Linked DNA regions of Homo sapiens: all the other regions are linked to region 4. A link is a contact called in ENCODE Hi-C or POLR2A ChIA-PET data. All regions are on one chromosome and are shown on one strand. Each heading gives the region's core, a stretch centred on a gene start or an enhancer-like site at or near the end of the contact. The rest is flanking DNA. Distances are from core to core; before and after follow the strand shown.

Evidence for each region. A loop is a pair of places that touch in the nucleus more often than their neighbours do. ChIA-PET counts read pairs that join two places held with the same protein, here RNA polymerase II (POLR2A). Pooled maps may share reads with other maps.
Region 1: a pooled map shows a loop between it and region 4 (2.0-fold over the local background). The contact joins the enhancer-like site here to the promoter of RNFT1 in region 4. A Hi-C loop is called at or near these places in 1 of 50 pooled maps. POLR2A ChIA-PET finds 5 or more read pairs at or near these places in 2 of 52 experiments (H1 and activated CD4-positive, alpha-beta T cell).
Region 2: a pooled map shows a loop between it and region 4 (8-fold over the local background). The contact joins the enhancer-like site here to the promoter of RNFT1 in region 4. A Hi-C loop is called at or near these places in 7 of 50 pooled maps. POLR2A ChIA-PET finds 5 or more read pairs at or near these places in 5 of 52 experiments (CD4-positive, alpha-beta T cell, CD4-positive, alpha-beta memory T cell, MCF 10A and 2 more).
Region 3: a loop to region 4 is called in a pooled map, with 4 times the contacts of the local background. The contact joins the enhancer-like site here to the promoter of RNFT1 in region 4. A Hi-C loop is called at or near these places in 1 of 168 maps with a recorded cell type or tissue (sigmoid colon), 4 of 37 single-sample maps with no recorded cell type and 15 of 50 pooled maps. POLR2A ChIA-PET finds 5 or more read pairs at or near these places in 14 of 52 experiments (A549, A673, CD4-positive, alpha-beta T cell and 9 more).

The regions. Positions count from the first base shown.
Region 1 is chr17:59,802,301-59,805,000 of GRCh38, reverse strand. The region is part of intron 7 of VMP1 (vacuole membrane protein 1); the gene reads right to left. Among named protein-coding and RNA genes, the nearest start is that of MIR21, 38 kb to the left of the region's middle. Within about 2 kb of position 1,425, at least 2 of the 41 ENCODE cell types and tissues checked have a DNase peak (open chromatin) inside an H3K27ac peak, as active enhancers do.
Region 2 is chr17:59,785,326-59,788,025 of GRCh38, reverse strand. The region is part of intron 7 of VMP1 (vacuole membrane protein 1); the gene reads right to left. Among named protein-coding and RNA genes, the nearest start is that of MIR21, 55 kb to the left of the region's middle. RefSeq lists an enhancer at 1,106-1,585. Within about 2 kb of position 1,410, at least 30 of the 41 ENCODE cell types and tissues checked have a DNase peak (open chromatin) inside an H3K27ac peak, as active enhancers do; they include CD4-positive, alpha-beta T cell and endothelial cell of umbilical vein, where a contact is called at or near this core.
Region 3 is chr17:59,753,261-59,755,960 of GRCh38, reverse strand. All of the region lies in intron 5 of VMP1 (vacuole membrane protein 1), which reads right to left. Among named protein-coding and RNA genes, the nearest start is that of VMP1, 47 kb to the right of the region's middle. RefSeq lists enhancers at 866-1,708, 552-1,751. Within about 2 kb of position 1,285, at least 10 of the 41 ENCODE cell types and tissues checked have a DNase peak (open chromatin) inside an H3K27ac peak, as active enhancers do; they include A673 and PC-9, where a contact is called at or near this core.
Region 4 is chr17:59,963,393-59,966,092 of GRCh38, reverse strand. RNFT1 (ring finger protein, transmembrane 1) reads left to right here and starts at 1,353. Exons shown (of 9, transcript NM_016125.4): 1 at 1,353-1,485. The coding sequence starts at 1,430. It overlaps RNFT1-DT (RNFT1 divergent transcript), which reads right to left and starts at 997. Exons shown (of 4, transcript NR_110815.1): 1 at 905-997. It also overlaps the pseudogene TBC1D3P1-DHX40P1. RefSeq lists an enhancer at 983-1,252 and a silencer at 1,283-1,412.

The DNA.
Region 1 (2,700 bases), core at 176-2,675, 160 kb after region 4:
TTTATTATGTATTTAACATACACAGTGACCATGCTACTTTCAGTTCCCATAATTTTTTCCAGGTCTTTCACAATATTCTCAGAATTTAAATTACATTATATATCAAATAATCTACAAACATTTACTGAAATTATATTAATATGAAGTCTGCACAGTTGTTTTTATTTCAAGAAAATAAACATTAGCATAATATGCAGTTTGATGGACAGTATTTTCTTGATTTTTTTCCTTGCCAGTGTAATGAAAACAAAACCAGGAAAGCACTGCATTGGTATTTTAAAATAGTAAAATAACTAAAGTTTAATGTTTAGATTTGATAAACACGAACATATTTTATTGTTTCTTATTTTAAATTTATTTCACTTTTTTTTTTTTTTTTTTTTTTAGCTGGAGTCTCACTGTCGCCCAGGCTGCAGTGAGTGAAGTGGTGCGATCTTGGCTCACTGCAACATCTGCCTCCCGGGTTCAAGTGATTCTCCTGCCTCAGCCTCCTGAGTAGCTGGGACTACAGGCACACACCGCAACGCCCGGATGATTTTTTGTATTTTTAGTAGAGATAGAGTTTCACCGTGTTGCCCAGGCTGGTGTCAAACTCCTGAGCTTAGGCGATCCACCCGCCTCAGCCTCCCAAAGTGCTGGGATTACTGGCTTGAGCCGGTGCGCCAGGCCCAAATTTATTTTACTTTCAAAGCCACATGTATAAAACTTAGTTATATAGTTTTAACAGCTTTATGTAATAATTTTATTGAAAACATTATTCTTTTATTGTTCAAAATGTTCTATATGTTACGTGCAATTTTGCTTTCCTTGTTGCTCTGTAGTTTTAAAAGTTCTTTGTTTTTCTAAAAACAACTTCAGTATATTTTTTAATTATTTGTATAATTTGGCGGCTCTTATTGTGATTTTAGAATAATATTGTTTATGAACTAAAATATATATATTCTCATTTGCCTTTATAATGAGAATTTTATTCTACGTATATTGTTAATAAACTTGACTCTATTACTCACACACCTAACACCACCAAAAAGCTAAACCAAAACAAAAAAAATCCCTTTTATAAAATTAAAAAAAATTTTAAACAAATTTTGCTGTTCTTTTTAGTCCAAGTAAAATAAAAAAGCTGAGTACAAATACACACCAATAATAAACAATATTTTTAAGAAAAACTAAATAAAAGATTACAAACAAATTGTATGTTAGGTATTCAATGTTCCCATTAAAAGTTAAAAAAATTAATATTTCATTTGAATAGTTTTGGAGTATTGTGGGGAACAATGTAGCATGACCAATTTGATTACTTCCTCACATGTCATTTTTCACTTTTTCAAAAATCCATAAACTAAAAACAAACACCTTTTATTAGTTCCATTTCTCTGTATTTACATTTCACAACTTTTACCTATTTCACAACTTAAGTGCCTGAGATGATAGTTTCATTCTCTAAGTCTACTTAAATATGAAGCATGCATTTACAATTAGCAATTACAAATCATTTTCTACTTTTCTTTTTTCACAAAAATAAAACCAATTATAGGTAAATAAATTACCTTTCCTACCACAACCCATAGTGATTATATATGTAAACCAATCACGCTTCTGAAACAGGAGACGCAAGAAACATTTTCCCAAGCACTACAAGACTAATAAAAAAAAGTCACAGCAATTCCTTATCACTGAATTTCAAGATTAAATACAGAAAGACAAAGCCTTAAACTATGAATATGCCTGTACCATTGTTGCTTCACATTTCTTTTTCTTAAGAAAGATATTTATGATTGAGAGAGAAGAGAAACTACAAGGCTAATAACAGTCTGCAAAATATTGATCTTTGAATCTAATGATGTCAACATGAATGTAAATATACGAAGTAACTTTTATCTTCAAACAGTAACAGTAAACATTTTCATTTTCACGAGGAAGCCATATGAAAAGATCTCTTTAAAAGCAACAGAAGGCCATATGCGGTGGCTCATGCCTGTAATCCCAGCACTTTGGAGGCCAAGGCGGGTGGATCACCAGAGGTCAGGAGTTCCAGACCAGGCTGACCAACATGAAGAAACGTCATCTCTACTAAAAATACAAAATTAGCCGGGCATGGTGGCGCATGCCTGTAATCCCAGCTACTTGGGAGGCTGAGGTGGGAGAATTGCTTGAACACGGCAGGCAGAGGTTGTGGTGAGCCGAGATCGTGCCATTGCACTCCAGCCTGGGCAACAAGAGCTAAACTCTTTCTCAAAACCAAACAAACAAAGCAAACCCAGAAAATTAGCTAGGCGTGGTGGCTGGCGCCTGTAATCCTAGCTACTCAGGAGGCCTAGGCAAGAGAATCGCTTGAACCCGGGAGGCGGAGGTTGCAGTGAGCAGAGATCGTGCCACTGCACTACAGCCTGGGCGACATAAAAAAATGAAATAAAAGCAACAGAAAATCCCTAAACATGTAAAACCAATGCAATGTTACCGAAGATAAATGTATACTTGGTTAATATGTTATGGAAGTTTAAATTACCTGCCTTTATAACCCATTCCAGTCATGTGTGGCTTAACAACTGGCATATATTCTGAGAAATGAGTTGTTAGGCGATTTCATTGTCGTGTGAACATCATGCAGTGTATTTATACAAACCTAGATGTTATATAGCCTACTACACACTTAGGCTATCTAGTATAGCTACCACTCCTAGGCTACAAACCTACACA
Region 2 (2,700 bases), core at 161-2,660, 180 kb after region 4:
TGACTGACAGCATGGCTAAAACATAAACAATTTCAAACTTCATTATTGTATATTTTTTCCTGTGAGGAATAACTAGCTTCCACATTTTTTAGAATGTTTTTCTTATTTTGTTACAAAAGTGTAAGCCGAATAAAAGAAATTTTTAGGAGGTCGAGTTTAAAAGTTTTCACTAAATTAATTAATTAACTAATTAATTAATTATTTTTGAGACAAAGTTCACTCTGTCACCCAGGCTGGAGTGTAGTGGCACGATCTCGGCTCACTGCATCCTCTGCCTCCCTGGTTCAAGCAATTCTCTTGCCTCAGCCTCCTGAGTAGCAGGATTACAGGCACCTGCCACCATGCCCCACTAATTTTTGTATTTTTAGTAGAGATGGGGTTTCACCATGTTGGCCAAGCTGGTCTCAAACTCCTGACCTCAGGTGATCCACCCGCCTCAGCCTCCCAAAATGCTGGGATTACAGTCGTGAGCCATTGTGCCCAGCCTAAATTTATTTTTTAGATAAGTAAGTCTAGCTAAAGGTGACAAGGCTAAATACAGAAATGCGCATGTAAAAAGAAATGCACTTGGGAATGTATGTTGAGAAGACAAGTTTCCCACTGGCCATTCATTTAACAGCTTGCATCACATTGCAACTATCTTTCCTTGTTGATAATATGGGAATGAGTTAAAGAAATAGAAGAAATTAAAAGGGAGAAAGATTAAAGTCTGCGAGTGAGGTGGCAAAAGAGTTCAAAATAAAGTAAATGCTTCTAGAGAAAGCAAGTAAAAGGGGGCACGAAGAATTCCACTATAAATCATGCTAAGTGTGCTTAGACATCACAACTCCAGAATTACTCTAAGTGCTACCTTTTCTTGATGAACAAAGTGCAAGTAAGTGACCTTTGGTACCGACACCTAACTGTGCGAATAGTCAAAATATCCTGTAACAGAATCCATCAAGACCACTTAAAATTGCTTAATTTTGATGGTACTTTGTGATAAAATCATGAGCCAACTGTGAAAGACTATCTACCAGGCCCGCCTTTTCAAAAACTAAACATTATTGGGTGTGGTTGGTTGATTATGAAAAGAGAAACTACACTAATTCTTGGTAGTTTTGACAACGCCTTTAATGATAAAGAAGTGTGTTTAACATGTGTCTCTCATGTTCACTATGGTAAAGTTGATCAGTTTAACTCTTTGCAAACAAGCAAGAGATCCTGCAAGCAGGAAGCTTTTCTGTGGAACTCCTGACGCAACACAAACCATAACAGTTACTGCAAAGCTTAATGCAAACCCTCTAGAGTCCACGCTGACAAATTCTTTAACAAGCCCTGTGGTTACAGGGAAGCTGGTTTCACTGTGACTCACTCCTGCTCAAACAGTTTACTGGAAATGAAGGGGAGGGGGAATTTTCAGAGAAGTCATGTGATGGCCAGACAAACCACAACCAGTAAAGGTTCATCAGAGTCAAAAACAGGTCCCAGCAACAACTGACACCCAGAGTCTTCAAATGGTACTAAAGTGTATGAAAATGTGTCCTGTTTAGTTTCAGATCATCTACACCATAAACTCTTTCATGAATCTGTGTATGTAAAGGAAAAACTTCACAGCAGGAAAAACCAGCAGGCATTGACATGGTGTAGGCAACTGCAACCGCACACACTTCATAGGAAAATGTGCTTAAAAGAGAATAGCATTAGTGGAATGCCAAAGCACTTTCGTGAGTATTTAAATAATCTTATCAATTCCTTTCCCATAGTCTTTAAACTCAAATGATCAAACACATATTCTATCATTATCAAAAGAATCCTTCACTTTGACCCTATAGTTTGAAAAGGGATGTTCGCTAGATAAATGTCTATTTTGTTTTACTGCATTAAAAAAAAGGCATTGGCCATAAGAATGAGAACTACCATTACAACTAATAAACTGTTTTTTGGTTTTATATTTTCACTAGTAAAATAATGTAAATAACTCAAAACTTCTGAATAGGACAAAGATCCTATTAAGCTAAAAAATAAGATTTTTTTCAGCCTTAAATTTAATAGAAATTAGTAAGGTAAAAGATACTAGTATTAAAACTTAATTTGGGGATTTAGCTTCAACATACAGAGTAGGTAGCAATTATTGATTATTAATTACATTAATTACTATAGTCCTAAATAGAACCTAAAAATGTTCCCTTAAAAAAAGATTAAATTCAGAAACTATAAAATAGCCTTTGAGGAAATATTCAACCTAAAATGGTCGGCAGACTCATGAACGATACTCAACAGAAAGACAAGCTAATTGATATGAAAATAGAGGAAAAAAACTGATATTCTTTTTTATCTTTTTTTTTTTTTTTTTTGAGATGGAATCTCACTCTGTCACCTAGGCTGGAGTGCAGTGGTGTGATCTCAGCTCACTGCAACCTCTGCCTCTCGGGTTCAAGCGATTCTCGTTCCTCAGCCTCCCAAGTAGCTGGGATTACACATGCCTGCCATCATGCCCAGCTAATTTTTGTATTTTTAGTACAAAAAATTTTGTATTTTTACAAGGTTTCACCATGTTGGTCAGGCTGGTCTTTAGCCCCTGACCTCAAATGATCCACCTGCCTTGGCCTCCCAAAGTGCTGGGATTACAGGCATGAGTCATCATGCCAGGCCCCGATATTCTTTGAAAAGGTGAAGTTTTAAGACTTTTACATTTCTGATTTAATTTTAAATTTCCTA
Region 3 (2,700 bases), core at 36-2,535, 210 kb after region 4:
GTTCGAGACTAGCTCGGACAACACAGTGAGATTCCGTCTCTACTAAGAAAAAATATTAGCCCAGTGTGGTGGCATATGCCTGTAGTCCCAGCTACTTGGGAGGCTGAGATGGGAGGACCACTCGAGCCCAGGAGTTCAAGGTTGCAGTGAGCTATGATCATGCCACTGCACTCCAGCCTGAGCGACAGAGCAAGACCCTGTCTCAAAAAAAAAAAAAACCAAAAACCAAAACAAAAAACAAAGAAACAAACTGTCAAAAAGCAGTAACCGGGGCATGCATTAATGTGGATTTCAGTTTTCTAAATCTGTTGGTAAATTACTGTTGGTAACTTCTATCTCTTCCTTTGTTTAACAAAAAGCCTAATAATGCTTGTTACCTAGGTCACAGGGTAGAAATATGAGATTATACTATAAAAGTGCAAATATAAAATTGCTGGCCAAAACAAAAGAAATATGAACTCTATAGTATTAGTTCATGCTCCAAGTTATAAGGTACTGTCTTTGAAGCTATTTTTATTATATTGAATTAATCCATATTAAAAGGCATGTTTGGCCAGGTGTGGTGGCTCACGCCTGTAATCCCAGCAGTTTGGGAGGCTGAGGCGGGCAGATCACTTGAGGTCAGGAGTTCGAGACCAGCCTGGCCAACATTGTGAAACTCCTGTCTCTACTAAAAATACAAAAAATTAGCCGGGTGTGGTGGCGCATGCTTGTAGTCCCAACTATTCGGGAGGGTGAGGCAGGAGAATCGCTTGAACGTGGGAGATGGAGTTTGCCGTGAGCCAAGATCGCGCCATTGCACTCCAGCCTGGGAGACAGAGTGAGTCTCCGTCTAAAAAAAAAAGAAAAAGAAAAAGAAAAAGAAGGCATGTTTCACCTTTGTTCTCTAGACCCAAGCAACTTTTGATCATACAGTTGACTTAAGTATTCAAGAGAAATGAACTACATATTTATGAGAGCTGTTAAAAAAGGGCGGGGGGGGCTAGTATAAATTGTTTAAAATGTATGCTCAACAACAAATTTAAGCTAAACTAAATTTTCTTGGCTTTCATTTAAGCATACATTAATAAACTTAAGGGCAGGAAGTTACCCAGTCTGTGCATACCCCTTTTCCTTGGCAAAAACCCAGCCTGATGTCCTGAAGACCTTGGTTTCTTCTTTTGATGTGGTGATGCTCAGCAGAGTTAATATATGAGTCATTCCTTAGGGAAAGACAGGGAGAAGAGCTTTCATGCCTTCATCAAACAAAAGGCAAATAGATTTTTTTCTAAGAAGGGTCTGTTGGTCTTCCTGAAACAGCACTGAGTCACTGCATGCTTATAGCCATAGTTATAAGCATCTGGTATCAAGTCACACCACAGCCTTAACTTTTGGTAATTTCTTTTTTGTCTTAAAAGGAGGATAGACAAATGAGCAATAAAGCAATAGTCAGAAGTCAAGCTGAATTGATAGGGAAGAAGCTGGCTAACAATTTTTTAAAAAAAGAATGATTCCACTTTATGGTATTAACTACTACAATATTTCACTTACTGAAACTATTTCACTATTTTATTTCAACCCATATGAATGCAGTTTTCCAAATAATATTTACTTTTAGCAATAGCCAAGAGTCAAAAAGTATCAGAAATGTCTATACTAAGGAAAAAACAGCTTTTAAAAAGTGCAGAATACTATACAGTACTTCCTCCTTAGGGTGCCATATACAGAGGAGGTCATAAATATGAAAAAGCAATTAAGATGTCAGATTTTTTAAATGTATAATTTTTTTTGTTTTCTTTTTAGTCATCAATTGACCTGTACTTCAGGGTAAATGTACAATTTTTAACACATATTTTAATAATGAAATAATCCCAAACTTTAAAGCAGAAACAGGCTCTGAATCTTACACAGGGGCACGTATCTCACAATTTTCTTTGTATCTAATTTATAACAAAAAGTACTTTTTTTCTATAAAAATGGTCATATGAAACAAAATGGCTCACAGATATCATTCAAAGGATAACACCTTGATGTTACAGCTTCTAATAAAACCTGATCTATTCTACAATGTAACTGAATAGTTCCCAACTTTTCTACTTCCAAACTGCTTCTAGAAAGTAAAACTAACACTTTAAACATGAGAAAATCCAATGGTTAAAATATATGGCAAACAGAAAAATTGTAAAATATATTCAGCCTTCTACTTATAGCTAAATATTTGGGTATGTTTTTAAATTATAAAATGATTGTCGATCGTTTTTCTTCTCTTTACAGTTCTTTGTCTAGAAGCTGGGCTTAACTGAAAGGGATATGGGGCTTTGTGAAGTCTTTTGCCAGGAAACTGCTCCACCTAGTGTCAAAAATTGTACATACATCACATTATATAGGAGAGTAAATTGTAGCCCATGGACTCCTTTGCTATTAAGAACAGGCTTTATAAATCCTTAATGTTACATACAGTTTACAAATGGTTCTTTAATCATCTTTTTGTCTTGTAACTTGATGAATCATAATGTACATGCATATAAGGAGCATGTCCAGAATACATTTCTCATAATCAAGTACCAAAGTTCCTGTTTTTGTTAACCTGGTTAATTACAGAATTATGAATCATATTTCTATTAGTGGGAAATAATTACAAGGTGGCTAATGAAATAACCCCATCACTTCTCCTAATTGTGTACAACATCTAAACTTTTTTTTTTTTCTTGAGACAGGGTC
Region 4 (2,700 bases), core at 104-2,603:
CTGGTCTCAAACTCCTGACCTCAAGTGATCCTCCCGCCTCGGCCTTCCAAAGCGCTGGGATTACAGGGGTGAGCCACCACGCCAGGCCTAAACCTTTTTTTTTTTAGACGGAGTGTCGCTCTGTTGCCAGGCTGGAGTGCAGTGGCTAATCCCGGCTCACTGCAACCTCCGCCTCCCGGGTTCAAGCGATTCTCCTGCCTCAGCTTCCCGAGTAGCTGAGATTACAGGCACGCACCACCACACCCGGCTAATTTTTGTATTTTTAGTAGAGACGGGGTTTCACCATATTGGCCAGGATGTGGCCACGATCTCTTGACCTTGTGATCCACCCGCCTTGGCCTCCCAAAGTGCTGGGATTACAGGTGTGAGCTACCACTCCCCTCCTCAGCTTCGTTTTCTTAATGACCTTTTAATTTTAGAACAGTTTTAGATTAACAGAATTTATTTTATTTATTTATTTTTTGAGACCGAGTCTCACTCACTCTGTTGCCCAGGCTGGAGTGCAGTGGCACGATCTTGGCTCACTACAAACTCCACCTCCCGGGTTCAAGTGATTCTCGTATGCCTCAGCTTCCCGAGTATCTGTAGCGGGGATTACAAGTGTGAGCCAACGCCCCCGGCTAATTTTTGTAGTTTTAATAGAGACGGGTTTCACCATGTTGGCCAGGCTGGTCTCTACCTCCTGAGCTCAAGTGACCCGCCCGCCTCGGCCTCCCAAAATACTGGGATTACAGGTGTGAGCCACTGCGCCCGACCTAAACTTCGTTTTCTTAATAACCTTTTAATTTTAGAACAGTTTTAGATTAACATAATTATTTTGAGGGCAGTAGGGTCCTCTATACCCCACGCAAGACAGGTTTTTCAACTCTAACTTCTACTTCCACCCCACGCAGACTCTCCGCACCTCTCTCCTCTCATCTCGGGTTCTGACAAGGCCTGATCCTCACAGCCCAAATTCACGATTGTGAGGAAAGGTCAGCTCAGACCAAACGTCACCGCCCAGACAGACACAACTAGGTCAGGCGTCAAGCTCGCGGACATCCGAGCCCGGAAACCCTAACACTCCTCCAGGGGTAGGTTCTCCAAGCCTGAACATTTTTAACCTCAAAACGCCCAGGATCTCGGAGGCGTGTGGTGGATGCCACATAAATACATAACACATAACAACGACTTATTATTTAGCGCCAGGCCTGAAGGCCGTTCTCAGGCGCAGCTCGCTTGTTCTCGCTGCCAAAACACCCCGGCAGCCGTGAGCTCTCCACTCGGCGCGGTGCGGGGGCGGGGCTAGGAGGTGGAGCCGGGGCAGGGCGCGCGCGCGCGCGTGAGAACGTCCGGGGAGCGCGCGCGCCGCCGCCGTTGCCGCCGGGCTGAGAGAAGAGCTTGCGGGGTTTGCGGTTGATGGCCCCGACTGAAGGGCTGGAGGCGGTGTATGCCGCTGTTCTTGCTGTCGCTCCCGACACCTCCGTCCGCTTCTGGTCATGAGAGGTTAGGCCTGGGGGAAGCGGGCAGAGGAGGAGGCGGCGAGGGGCCGCGGCGCAGGGGGCTCTGGGGAGAATAGGCACTCGAGGCTCGGACGTGGGTGGAGAACTCTGCCCTCGGAGATTCCGGAAGAGTTGTGTTGAATTTTCTTCCCTTTTTTCTCCTCTTTCTTGTCTGTGCATGAAGGAAAGTGGGAGGGTTCTATGTTATTTATAGAAAAGACACTGAAAGCCTGCTGTCCAACGTCGCTCTTCAGTTTTGACGAAATAACACCCGTGGCGTCGGGGCCTCGGTGAAAGCCTTTAGTGAAAAGCACTGAAACCCAAACCGCCAGACACGGTGACTGCACCACTGTTCAGTCCTGGGAGTGAAATAGAATGACACAGAACATTCCCTGACGTTAACTCTAGCCTCCTCCTAGACAAACGGGAAAAGCACGGCAGTGTGGGATAGCCTCTGCGTTTTGTCAGCTGGGATTCCGACTCTGTTCTTCTGTTTCTAGGAGGTCCACACTGGATCATTTATTAGAGAGATCTTTCTCTGCTAGAGTCCTCTTTCCTCACACCCCTCCCTCCGTAATACACACACCACCGACGGTGGCATTTTATTGGGCGGACTGTGTAACTGCTTATTCAGACTAAAGAGTTACCTAGCAATTACGTGGTGACTCTCCAAAGTATCTATGCTTTAAATGTATTTAGGTAACATTCTTTTGCGCGGGGAGGTAATATTATTGGTGGCACCATTAATTATTGGAAACTTTATGAGCTTTGGGAAAGCTGCTTGAGCAGAAAATCTAATTTGTAGGTCACCTAAGTGCAGTGTTTATTATTAGTTACCTATGATGATAATAAGGCATTAAGATTTAATGTTGTTTTTTTTCCTAACATTTCCAACCATTAAAAAATACTGGCTCACTCTTCCTTATGAAACTTCTTTGATGTAGAATCTACATCAGAGATGAAACTGCACCATTTGGGAAAAGTAAATGTACCAGAGTACCCAGTGAGGACTGGTGCTCATTAACATCTGCTGGGTACCCATACTTCATGACTGTTTTGCGGATGCCTTCTGCCATTAGAGAACTGGAAGCATTTGCAGCTCAACTTTTTTTTTTTTGGTGCAAATGTTCCCTAAAAGATCATTTGTGTAGGGCAGCAGAGCCTTGGCATTAAGGGAGAAGGGAGGAGTCCAGTGATAAATAACCTGAAAATTCATCTG